2 separate regions of the Homo sapiens genome follow, and region 1 is linked to region 2. The links are chromatin contacts, found by POLR2A ChIA-PET in ENCODE. All regions are on one chromosome and are shown on one strand. The core of a region is the stretch at or near the end of the contact, and the rest is flanking DNA. Distances in the headings are between cores, read along the strand shown.

Evidence for each region. ChIA-PET counts read pairs that join two places held with the same protein, here RNA polymerase II (POLR2A).
Region 1: POLR2A ChIA-PET joins it to region 2 with 9 read pairs in GM12878. The contact joins two enhancer-like sites. POLR2A ChIA-PET finds 5 or more read pairs at or near these places in 2 of 52 experiments (GM12878 and activated CD8-positive, alpha-beta memory T cell).

The regions. Positions count from the first base shown.
Region 1 is chr9:19,158,547-19,164,106 of GRCh38, reverse strand. No RefSeq gene overlaps it. Among named protein-coding and RNA genes, the nearest start is that of PLIN2, 34 kb to the right of the region's middle. Within about 2 kb of position 2,251, at least 16 of the 41 ENCODE cell types and tissues checked have a DNase peak (open chromatin) inside an H3K27ac peak, as active enhancers do; they include GM12878, where a contact is called at or near this core.
Region 2 is chr9:6,679,693-6,685,352 of GRCh38, reverse strand. No RefSeq gene overlaps it. Among named protein-coding and RNA genes, the nearest start is that of LINC02851, 22 kb to the left of the region's middle. RefSeq lists enhancers at 1,627-1,886, 3,455-3,574, 3,645-3,934, 3,400-4,148, 4,055-4,434. Within about 2 kb of position 3,677, at least 41 of the 41 ENCODE cell types and tissues checked have a DNase peak (open chromatin) inside an H3K27ac peak, as active enhancers do; they include GM12878, where a contact is called at or near this core.

The DNA.
Region 1 (5,560 bases), core at 1,002-3,501, about 12 Mb before region 2:
CACCATGTTGGCCAGGATGGTCTCAAACTCCTGACCTCAAGTAATCAGCCCGCCTCAGCCTCCCAAAGTGCTGGGATTATAGGCATCAGCCACTGTGCCCAGCCAGAAAGCTGGGATTTTTTTTTTTCATTTTGTAAGTTGTTACCAGATGCTCCTTTACTTTTTCTTTAAAAATGGTTGTTTTAATTTTTGACCAGATGACAGTCATAGTTCAAAATTGAAAAATACACGAAACTTCCCTTTTAATCTTTTTTTGTTTATTGAGACAGAGTCTCACTCTGTCACACAGGCCAGAGTGCAGTGGCCGGATCTCGGCTCACACTGCAACCTCCGCTTCCCATATTCAAGAGATTCTCCTGCCTCAGCCTCCCAAGTAGGTGGGATTACAGGCATGTGCCACCACACCTGGCTAATTTTTCTTTTTTCTTTTTTTTTTTTTTTTTGAGACGGATTCTTGCTCTGTCACTCGGGCTGGAGTGCAATGGCACCATCTCAGCTCACTGTAAACTCCACCTCCCGAGTTCAAGCGATTCTCCTGCCTCAGCTTCCTGAGTAGCTGGGATTACAGGTGTGCACTACCACGCCTGACTAATTTTTGTATTTTTAGTAAAGACAGGGTTTCACCATTTTGGTCAGGCTGGTCTCGAACTCCTGACCTTGTGATCCGCCCCCCCTTGGCCTCCCAAAGTGCTGGGATTACAGGAGTGAGCCACTGCGCCCGGCCACTTTTTTGTATTTTTATTAGAGACCGGTTTCACCTTTTTGGCCAAGCTGGTCTTGAACTCCTGGCCTCAAGTGATCCGCCCGCCTCAGCCTCCCAAAGAGTTGGGATTATGGGCGTGAGCCACTGCGATCAGCATTGCTAACTTCTTCAATACCCTTCCAGAGATACTTACTGAACAAGCAGCTATTAAGTAAGTATTTCTACACTTTGGGAAGTCAAAGCGGGAACATCACTTGAGCTCAGGAGTTTGAGACCAGCTTGAGCAACATAATGAGATCATATCTCTACTAAAAATAAAAGAAATTGGCCGGGCGTGATGGTACGTGCCGGTAGTCTCAACTACTTGGGAGGCAGAGGGGGGAGGATTGCTTGAGCCCAGGAGGCAGAGATTGCAGTGAGCTGTGACCATGCCACTGCATTCCACCCTGGGCAACTGAGTAAGACCCTGTCTCAAAAAAAAAAAAAAAATTCCCCCGTTTTATTTTTTTTTACAAAGGGTAACAATTTATACCCTGCTCTGTATCTTGCTTTTCCATTTGGATAACTTTCCACATTGTCATACCCATAATTTATTTAATTAGTTCCGTATCGATGGACATTTAGTATCTTTCCAGTCATTTTTTATTGTAAACAATGCTGCTGTGAATTACCTGGTACATATGGAATTTTGCAAAGGTGAAGCTAGTATTATAAACCAAATCTGAGTGTAAAGCCACTAAGCTGTGGCACCACACTGCCTCCCAATGTTGTTAATTGACTTGAGAAGATGATTCTTCCTGACTCCTATTTTTTTTTTTTTTTTCTGAGACAGAATTTCGCTCTTGTTGCCCAGGCTGGAGTGCAGTGGCGACATCTCAGCTCACCTCGAGCTCCGCCTCCTGGGTTCAAGCGATTCTCCTGCCTCAGCCTCCCGAGTAGCTGGGATTACAGGCATGCACCACCATGCCACACTAATTTTGTATTTTTAGTAGAGATGGGGTTTCTCCATGTTGGTCAGGCTGGTCTCGAACTCCCAACCTCAGGTGATCCGCCTGCCTTGGCCTCCCAAAGTGCTGTGATTACAGGTGTGAGCCATCGTGCCTGGCCCACTCCTCTCAATTTGATGAGCATACTTTATGTTTTAATCTTCCTGATGCTCAGCTCCCAGCTCCAGGTGCAGCCACCCTTGAATACCTGTGAAATTCATAAACATGCAATGTCCTCCAGCAGTCCTCTCTGGGAACCTCATCCACATGCAGATGACCCTGATGAGAGTCTAGAAAAGGGAAATAATAAACTCAGAGCACTTGAGAAAGATTTCCTTTTCTTATAAGTTAAGGTGAATGTACTTTAGGAAGTAACCCAGAAAGGGAAAGTGTCTCTCTAGGGCACATGGAAAGCCTTTCCTAAGGTGAGACAATGATCTGACTCTTGCAAAGACTGATTGCATACCAGCATCTTGAGCAATACGCCACCTGATCATGTGTGACACGTAGCACAGATCTTTTTTGTGTTGTGCAACCTTTCACTTTGTGCATGGGACTAACTTTGCTCTAGATTGGAGTCATTTCCTGTTAAAATGTTACATCTACTTTGTGGTGCTAAGAGGCTTACTGGTCTTATGATAAGACAGATAAATGACTCAGTAACTGTCTCTTCCTGAACTTTGGTCTAATTTGTGTTACAATGACATGTACTTCCCTGTGAACTTTCACCTAGATAGCTGATTCCCTGAAATTATTAAGAGTACTGCAGGTGGGCCTAATAATCCTCTTTATTGATTTTGAGATATCTAAACACTTCATAAATATTAGCAAATACGTGTAAAGTTAAAACTCCTTTCTTTCTTTCTTTCTTTTTTTTTTTTTGTGAGACAGAGTCTTGTTTTGTCACCCAGGCTGGAGTGCAGTGGATCAGTCTCCGCTCACTGCAACCTCTGCCTCCCGGGTTCAAGCGAATCTCATGCCTCAGGCTCCCAAGCAGCTGGAATTACAAGCTCGTGCCACCATGCTCAGCTAATTTTTTGTATTTTTTAACAGAGATGAGGTTTCAGCCATGTTGGCCAGGCTGGTCTCAAACTCCTGACCTCGAATGATGCACCTGGGTCAGTCTTCCACTGCTTTGGGATTCCAGGCATGAGCGACTGGGACTGGCCAAAACTCCTCTATCTCACCCATAAAAAACAGCACTGGTCTATAATTTTCATCTTGTGGAAATACTAATAATTAATATTGATAGAGTCCTTACCACACACTACGTATTGTTCTAAGCCCTTTAGGTAATACTCTCATGAGGTGGGCTCTATTGTTATTATCCCCATTTTATTTTTTTATTAGATTTTTTTTTTTTTTTTGTCTGGGCATGATGGCTCATGCCTGTAACCCCAGTACTTTGGGAGGCAGAGGTGGGTGGATCACTTGAGGTCCGGAGTTTGAGACCAGCTTGGCCAACATGACAAAACCCCATCTTTACTAAAAATAAAAAAATTAGCCAGGTATGGTGGTGCATGCCTATAATCCCAGCTGTTGCCTCAGGAGGCTGAGGCAAAAGAATCCCTTGAGCCCAGGAGGCAGAGGTTGCAGTGACCTGAGATCGTGCCACTGCACTTCAGCCTGGGCGACAGAACAAGACATCATCTCGAAAAAATTAAATTAAATTAAAAAATAATAAATAATTTTTTTGGAGACAGCATCTCACTGTATCGCCCAGGCTGGAGTGCAGTGGCACGATCTCAGCTCACTGCAACCTCCACCTACCGAGTTCAAACGATTCTCCTGCCTCAGTCTCCCAGGTAGCTGGGATTACAGGCGCCCACCACCATGCCCGGCTAATTTTTTGTATTTTTAGTAGAGACGGGGTTTCACCATGTTGGCCAGGCTGGTCTTGACCTTCTGACGTCAGGTGATCCACCCACCTTGGCCTCCCAAAGTTCTGGGCTTACAGGAGTGAGCCACCACACCCTGCTTTTTTTTTTTTTTTTTTAAGAGACAGAGTATTGCTATGTTGCCCAGGCTGGACTTGATCTCCTGGGCTCAAGCGATCTACATGCTATAGCCTCCCAAGAAGCAGAGGTTAAAGACCTTGCTCCAAATCCACCCGCTTTGTGAGAGCGTCCTTGCAACACTGACCTCAGTCCTCCTCCCACTCTGACTCTAAATAAGCTGCTTCTTCAGCTGTGTCCTCAAGGCATGGTATATCTGATTCTCTCTGTAGATCACATTCCATCCCCCATGTAGTACATTTTGCTGTTTATAATCTGTTGTAGAACATAGGCTCCTTGAGATTGAGAACTGACACTATTTCATTTCTATATCCCTTTGCAAGTTCTACTTAGGTTTCTGCAACCTCCACCTCCTGGGTTCACACAATTCTCCTGCCTCAGCCTCTGAGTAGCTGGGATTACAGGCGCGTGCCGGCACACCTGGCTAATTTTTGTATTTTTAGTAGAGACGGGGTTTCGCCATGTTGGCTATGGCTGGTTCCAAACTCCCGACCTCAGGTGATCCACTCACCTTGGCCTCCCAAAATGCTGGGTTTACAGGCATAAGCCACCATGCCCGGCCACATTATTCACATTTCAAGTGCTCAATTGCCATACCTGGCTGGCAGCTAGTGTATGAGCAACACAGACACAGGGCATTTCCATCACTGTAGAAAGTTCAACCAGACAGTACTAATCTGGAAAGATCATTGGTACAGATCACTGGAGTTACAGTTTGTTTGGTTTTTTGTTTTGTTTTGTTTTTTCTTTCTGAGATGGAGTCTTGCCATGTCGCCCAGGCTGGAGTGCGATCTCAGCTCATTGCAATCTCCACCTCCCAGGTTCAAGTGATTCTCCTGCCTCAGCCTCCCAAGCAGCTGGGACTACAAGCGCGTGCCACCACACCCAGCTAATTTTTTGTATTTTTAGTAGAGACAGGGTTTCGCTGTGTTAGCCAGGATGGTCTCGATCTCCTGACCTCGTGATCCACCCGCCTCGGCCTCTGAAAGTGCTGGGATTACAGGCGTGAGCCACCACACCCAGCCTGGAGTTACAGTTTGTATACCATTAAGAAACTGTTCTGGGAGGGTGGGGGCAGTGGCTTATGCCTGTAATCCCAGCACTTTGGGAGGCCTAGGCAAAAGGATCCCTTGAGGGCAGGAGTTCAAGACCAGCCTAAGCTACATAGTGAGACTCCATCTCTACAAAAAATGAAAAATTGGCCAGGCGTGGTGGCTTGCCTCTGTAGTCCCAGATGCTCAGGCGGCTGAGGCAGGAGAATCACTTGAGCCCAGTAGGTCAAGGCTCCAGTGAGCCATGGTGGCACCACTGCACTTCAGCCTGGATGACAAGGTTAGACTGTCTTTCAAATAAATAAAAGAAAAAAGCCAGGCGAGGTGGCTCACACTGTAATCCCAGCACTTTGGGAGGCCGAGGCGGGCGGATCACGAGGTCAGGAGATCGAGACCACGGTGAAACCCCGTCTCTACTAAAAATACAAAAAACAATTAGCCGGGCGCGGTGGTGGGAGCCTGTAGTCCCAGCTACTCGGGAGGCTGAGGCAGGAGAATGGCGTGAACCCGGGAGGTGAAGCTTGCAGTGAGCCGAGATTGCGCCACTGCACTCCAGCCTGGGCGACAGAGCGAGACTCCATCTCAAAAAAAAAAAAAAAGAAAAAAACTGTTCTTGGGAGCACTTGAGGGTAACATTGATCATAACATCGTCTTGGAGAATAACTGTTAATGATTTACCTTTAGAATATTCCACACTTGGTAAATGACTTAGGCTTACAGTAGAGAAAGAAGAAAAAGAAAAAAAGAAGCCATCAGTAAAACAACCATGTTAGAAAACTGCACCTGGGTGCAGTGTCTCACGCC
Region 2 (5,660 bases), core at 2,428-4,927:
CAGTGGCTCACACCTATAACCCCAACACTTTGGGAAGGCAAAGGCGGGCGGATCACCTGAGGTCAGGAGTTCGAGACCAGCCTGACCAACATGGCTAAACCCCATCTCTACTAAAAATACAAAATTATCTGAGCATGGTGGCGCATGCCTATAATCCTAGCTACTTGGGAGGCTAAGGCAGGAGAATCGCTTGAACCCAGGAGATGGAGGTTGCAGTGAACTGAGATCATGCCATTGCACTCCAGACTGGGCAACAAGAGCAAAACTCCGTCTCAATAAATAAATAAATATTAAACATAAAAATAATTTCATCTTTGTAATGAAGAGGGTGGAGCATGGGGAGAAGGAAATCTTCCTGAACCAATTACAAAGACCTCATGTCGTGCGTGCATGGTTTAACAGCAAGTTTTTTCAGCATTTGCTTTCTTTTCCCTTTTTTTGTAAGCAAACAAACAAACAAACAAACTCTACTCTCTGCCTATTTATGCCTTCAGTAACTATTTATGAAGTATTTACGGCGTACAACTTAGTACATGTCTCAGTCTGTGGCAAATGATGGAAGCCTAGAAAACACATATGGACAAGGTCAATCCTCTACCCTTGAGACCACTGCAGTCTCATGGGGGAAATAAGACAGTTACATAAAATGTCATAGTGTAAAGTACAGTTTCTAGCATGCACATTTTTTGGTGGCACAGCACAAATTAAGTATTTTTTCTCATTTTTTATTTTGTTTTTTTGAGGCAGATTTTTGCTGTGTCACCCAGGCTTGAGTGCAGTGGCGCCATCTCAGCTCACTGCAACCTCCACCTCCCGGATTCAAGTGATTCTCATGCCTCAGCCACCCGAGTAGCTGGGATTACAGGCACCGCCACCATGCCCGGCTAATGCTTTTTGTATTTTTATTAGAGATGGGGTTTCACCATGTTGGCCAGGCTGGTCTCGAACTCCTGACCTCAGGTGATCCACCCGCCTCGGCCTCCCAAAGTGTTGGGGTTACAGGCATGAACCACCATGCCTGGACAGAAATTAAGTCTTACTAAGAGGCATTTTAGGCCGGGCGCAGTGGCTCACGCTTGCAATCCCAGCACTTTGGGAGGTCAAGATGGGTGGATCACCTCAGGTCAGGAATTCGAGACCAGCCTGACCATTATGGCGAAACCCTTTCTCTACTAAAAATACAAAAATTAGCCACGCGTGGTGGCAGGCACCTATAATCCGAGCTACTCAGGAGGCTGAGGCTGGAGAATTGCTTGAACCTGGGAGGCGGAGGTTGCAGTGAGCCGAGATCGCGCCACTGCACTCCAGCCTGGGCAACAGAGCGAGACTCCCTCTCAGAAAAAAAAAAAAAAAAAAAAAAAAAGAGGCATTTTACTATTTTATATTGGGTAAGCATGGAAAAGGAGGCAAACTAATTTATTTGAGTGTGTAGAGAAGAAAAAGCAAGTTTTCCTTAACCATGGTAAGGTTCATGGCTGAGACTCCTATAACAAAATACAGATTAACAAGAGAAAAGCATACAAATTTGTGTAATATAAGTTTTACATGATGGGGAGTCTTCCTAAGGAAATGACCCAAAGAAAAGTCTGTGTACTTTTATGCATAGGTTTGAGAAAGTGGATAGTTGTGCAGAAGTATGATTGAACAAAGCGGGTATGATCTCACGGTAATAAATTGGGGGCATGAGATTAGCAAGACCTGTTTGTTCAGATTATTCTTGGTGTCCCTGTGTGACATTCCTTCCACCCTGATATAGGGCAGGACACCTGCCACATGAGGGTTTTCAAGAGAGATAAGAGGATGACCTTCCTAGGCTTTATGGCCTGCTTCAGAGACGGGTGAGGGAGATGTGACAGTGGCCTTCCAGTATATGCTGTTTTCTCAACTTCCAAGGTGCTATGTTTGGGGGTTGGGTTTCCTATGCCATATCAGTGCTTACAGTATGACAAGCAGCATGATGAGTGCTTTACAAAGCCTGCACTACATGTCAGGTAGTTTTTACTCATTTGTAAAATGAGCAATCTTCATTTTAGAAAGACTGACCAAAGGCCCAGTCATACAGATAGACGGTAGAATCCGGAATTGAAACTAGCTTCCTAAGCTACAATGGAGTGAAGCAAAAAAAGGAACTAAAACTAGGTCTAGGCTGGTAGGCTGGGTGCAGTGGCTCACGCCTGTAATCCCAACAATTTGGGAGGCCGAGGCAGGTGGATCACGAGGTCAGGAGATCGAGACCATCCTGGCTAACACGGTGAAACCCCGTCTCTACTAAAAATACAAAAAATTAGCCGGGCTTGGTGGCGGGCGCCTGTAGTCCTAGCTACTTGGGAGGCTGAGGCAGGAGAATCACTTGAACCCGGGAGGCGGAGCTTGCAGTGAGCCGAGATCGCGCCACTGCACTCCAGCCTGGGCAACAGAGCGAGACTCCGTCTCAAAAAAAAAAAAAAAAAGATTTTGAAGCATATGTTTCAACAGAGCAGATGGAGAAAGTTACGTCAAACGTCTTGAGAGGAGGACATGGAATGCCAAACACAAGGATCTAAAAACGGTAGTGGTGCTTTAATCCCACTGCCTTGGGACAGTGACGGAAATCAGGGACAAGAAGAAATACATTTCTTGAATTGGGCAGCTGAAAACCTAAAAAAATCGCTATCAAGTCCATTTATTTGTGTGTGTACATTTATTTATTTGTATTATTATTATTATTTGAGATGGAGTTTCGCTCTTGTTGCCCAGGCTGGAGTGCAGTGGCTCATCTCGACTCACTGTAAGCTCCGTCTCCCGGGTTCAAGCGATTCTCCTGCCTCAGCCTCCTGAATAGCTGGGATTACAGGCACGCACCACCACGCCCAACTAATTTTGTATTTTTAGTAGAGATGGGGTTTCTCCATGTTGGTCAGGCTGGTCTCGAACTCCCAATCTCAGGCGATCCGCCCACCTTGGCCTCCGAAAGTGCTCGGTTTACAGGCATGAGCCACTGCGCCCTGCCTGCATTATTATTTTTTAATGAGACGGGGGTCTCACTATGTTGCCCAGGCTGGTCAGTAACTCCTGAGCTCAAGCAATCCTCCTGCCTCGGCCTCCCAAAGTGCCATTTATATTTTATATACTCTAAAGGACCATGGGGCAGATACAGCACAGGCGGAAAGTCAGCTTTGAGTTAAGCCTGTTGGAGATGTAACAATACCAGGCAGAAACCCAGAAAGATGGGGCGTAGGGCTGGGTGCAGTGGCTCCCGCCTGTAAGCCCAGCACTTTGGAAGGCCAAGGCAGGCGGATCACTTGAGACCAGGAGTTGAGACCAGCCTGGGCAACATGGCGAAACCCCGTCTCTACCAAAAATATAAAATTAGCAGGGCGCTCACCTGGAGTCCCAGCTACTCAGGAGGCTGAAGTGGGAGGATCGCTTGAGCCCGGGAGGCGGAGCTTACGGTGGGCCGAGATCGCGCCGCTGCACTCCAGCCTGGGTGATAGAATGAGCCCCTGTCTCAAAGAAAAAAAGAAGGAAAAAAAAAAAAAAGAAATGGAAGCAGTGTAGGACCGAAGACGTCTGGGACGGAAGCTCACCCCCAGGAAGGCCTAGGGAGAGAGGCACCGGCGACGTGTCTGCACCACGCGTCACCGGCACGCGCGGTCCACACTCCAGCGCCGGGTCTCGCGAGAGCCCCAAGCGCGGAACCGAATCTGCAGGCGCGCCACTCTTTGCCTGCGGCACCCTTCCTCCAGTTCTCAGGGTGATGGTCGCGATAGTTGCACCAGCACATGAGGGCGAAAACCTCTTGTGCTGCCTCCCCGTGACTGCCAGTTCCCGGACCACGTTCTCCCCAAGAGCCCAAGAAGGGCAGACAGCCAGGCGCGCTTGGCTGGTCTCGGGAGGAGGAAGTGGCGGAAGTGGGATTTGGGAAACAATCCTGGAGTCGGTGTGCTACGCATGCGCCGAGGGAAGCGGCCAGGCGGGTGGAGGCGGTGACCGCGCGGAGGCACCGGCGGCCCAGAGGCTTATAGTCTCGCGCGCACAGCAGCGCGCTACGCGGCCATCACAGCACAGCCGATCCAGAGTCCAGTCACGTGACCCGCTCGTGGCAGTCCGTGTGGGGCACTGTAGTAGCATTTAGTGAGTCAGGCGAACCTAGCGGGCTGCCGCCCCAGATCAGTTTCTCCGTCAGATTCCATTTCTCCAGCGGCACCTGAACCGGCGCGGTCCTCTGCGTCTTCTTGCTCCCTGGGGATGGGGCCCGGAGCCCCCTTCTTCATAGAAGGGAAAGAGATTTGAGCAGGTGGAAGGAACAGGTGCCCAGGACGCTGTCCCGACGCCCACACGATGCGCTGAGACCTGAGCTTACCCTCGCGTGTCCCATCGTGCGGTGGTTCTGTCGCGGCCCTATGGGGAGGGACTCTGTCAGACGGGGACGTCACGAGGCGGCCTTGCCGGGCAGGGTATTGGGGGTACCGGCTCCATAGTTTAACTCCGCCTAGTAGTGACCGCGTCTTTTTGCGGTTTTCCTCAGTCCTGTGGCCGGAGACCTCTGCAGTCTCCCTCCCGCAATGGAGACGTCCTAGGAGGTCTTCTGTTTCCATGTTTAGGGAAATGGGAAACCTACATAGTTTAGTAACAAATTGAAAGAGTAGTCCAAAGTCTTCCAACAAAGAAGACTGCAAGCCACCATGGCTTCCCTGGCAAATTGAACGATATATAAGAGGAAAACATAATTCCAGTCTTTAATAGTTCCAGAATAAAAGGGGGAAGGAAGATGAAAGCGGGTAACACTTTTAAACTTTTTAATGGCCTAGCATAACCCTGATAGGAAAACCTGACGAGAACAGCGAATGGAAGGAAAAGTGTATGCAAGTTTTGCTCATGAGTCTAGACGGGAAACTCTGTAAGCAAAATATTAGCAAAATCTAGTATTATGTGAAAGGAATAATACCATAGCCAAGTTATGTGGTTTTTTGTTTTGTTCTGTTTTGTGGGGGTTTTTTTTTGAGACGTTTTGTTCTTTTTTTTTTTTTTTTTTGAAACCTCCACCTCCTGGATTCAAGTGATTCTCCTGCCTCAGCCTCCCGAGTAGCTGGGATTACAGGCGTGCGTCACCACGCCCGGCTAATTTTTTTTGTATTTTTAGTAGAGACGGTGGGGGGGTTTCACCGTATTGGCCAGGCTGGTCTGAAACTCCTGACCTCAAGTGATCCACCCGCCTGCCAAAGTGGTGGGATTACAGGCGTGAGCCACCTCGTCCAGCCAAATTAGGTTGTTTTAACATGAGAAGACAAATTACTGTAATTGAAGATACTAACTAATTAATGGAGAAAATATCATCTTAATAAATGTAGAATAATTTATTAAATTTAACACTTATTCATGATAAACACTCATGGAAAACCAGGAATAGAAGAGAAATTAATCTTATAGAGGGTATCTGCAAAACACCATACACCAAACATCCTACTTAATGGTAAAGCGTTGAAAGCGTTTAAGAACTTGGGGCCTTTAACTCTACAGAGTTTCCCAGAGTTGTGACTTTGATGATTCCATATACATAGACCATTTCAACATGTTTCTCTGTCCTATTTCCTGCTAATTGGTATGTTGGATTATTTTATTCCTTGGAACATAGTAATCATAATTATTTTGTAATCTGTATTATGATAATTCCAGTGTCT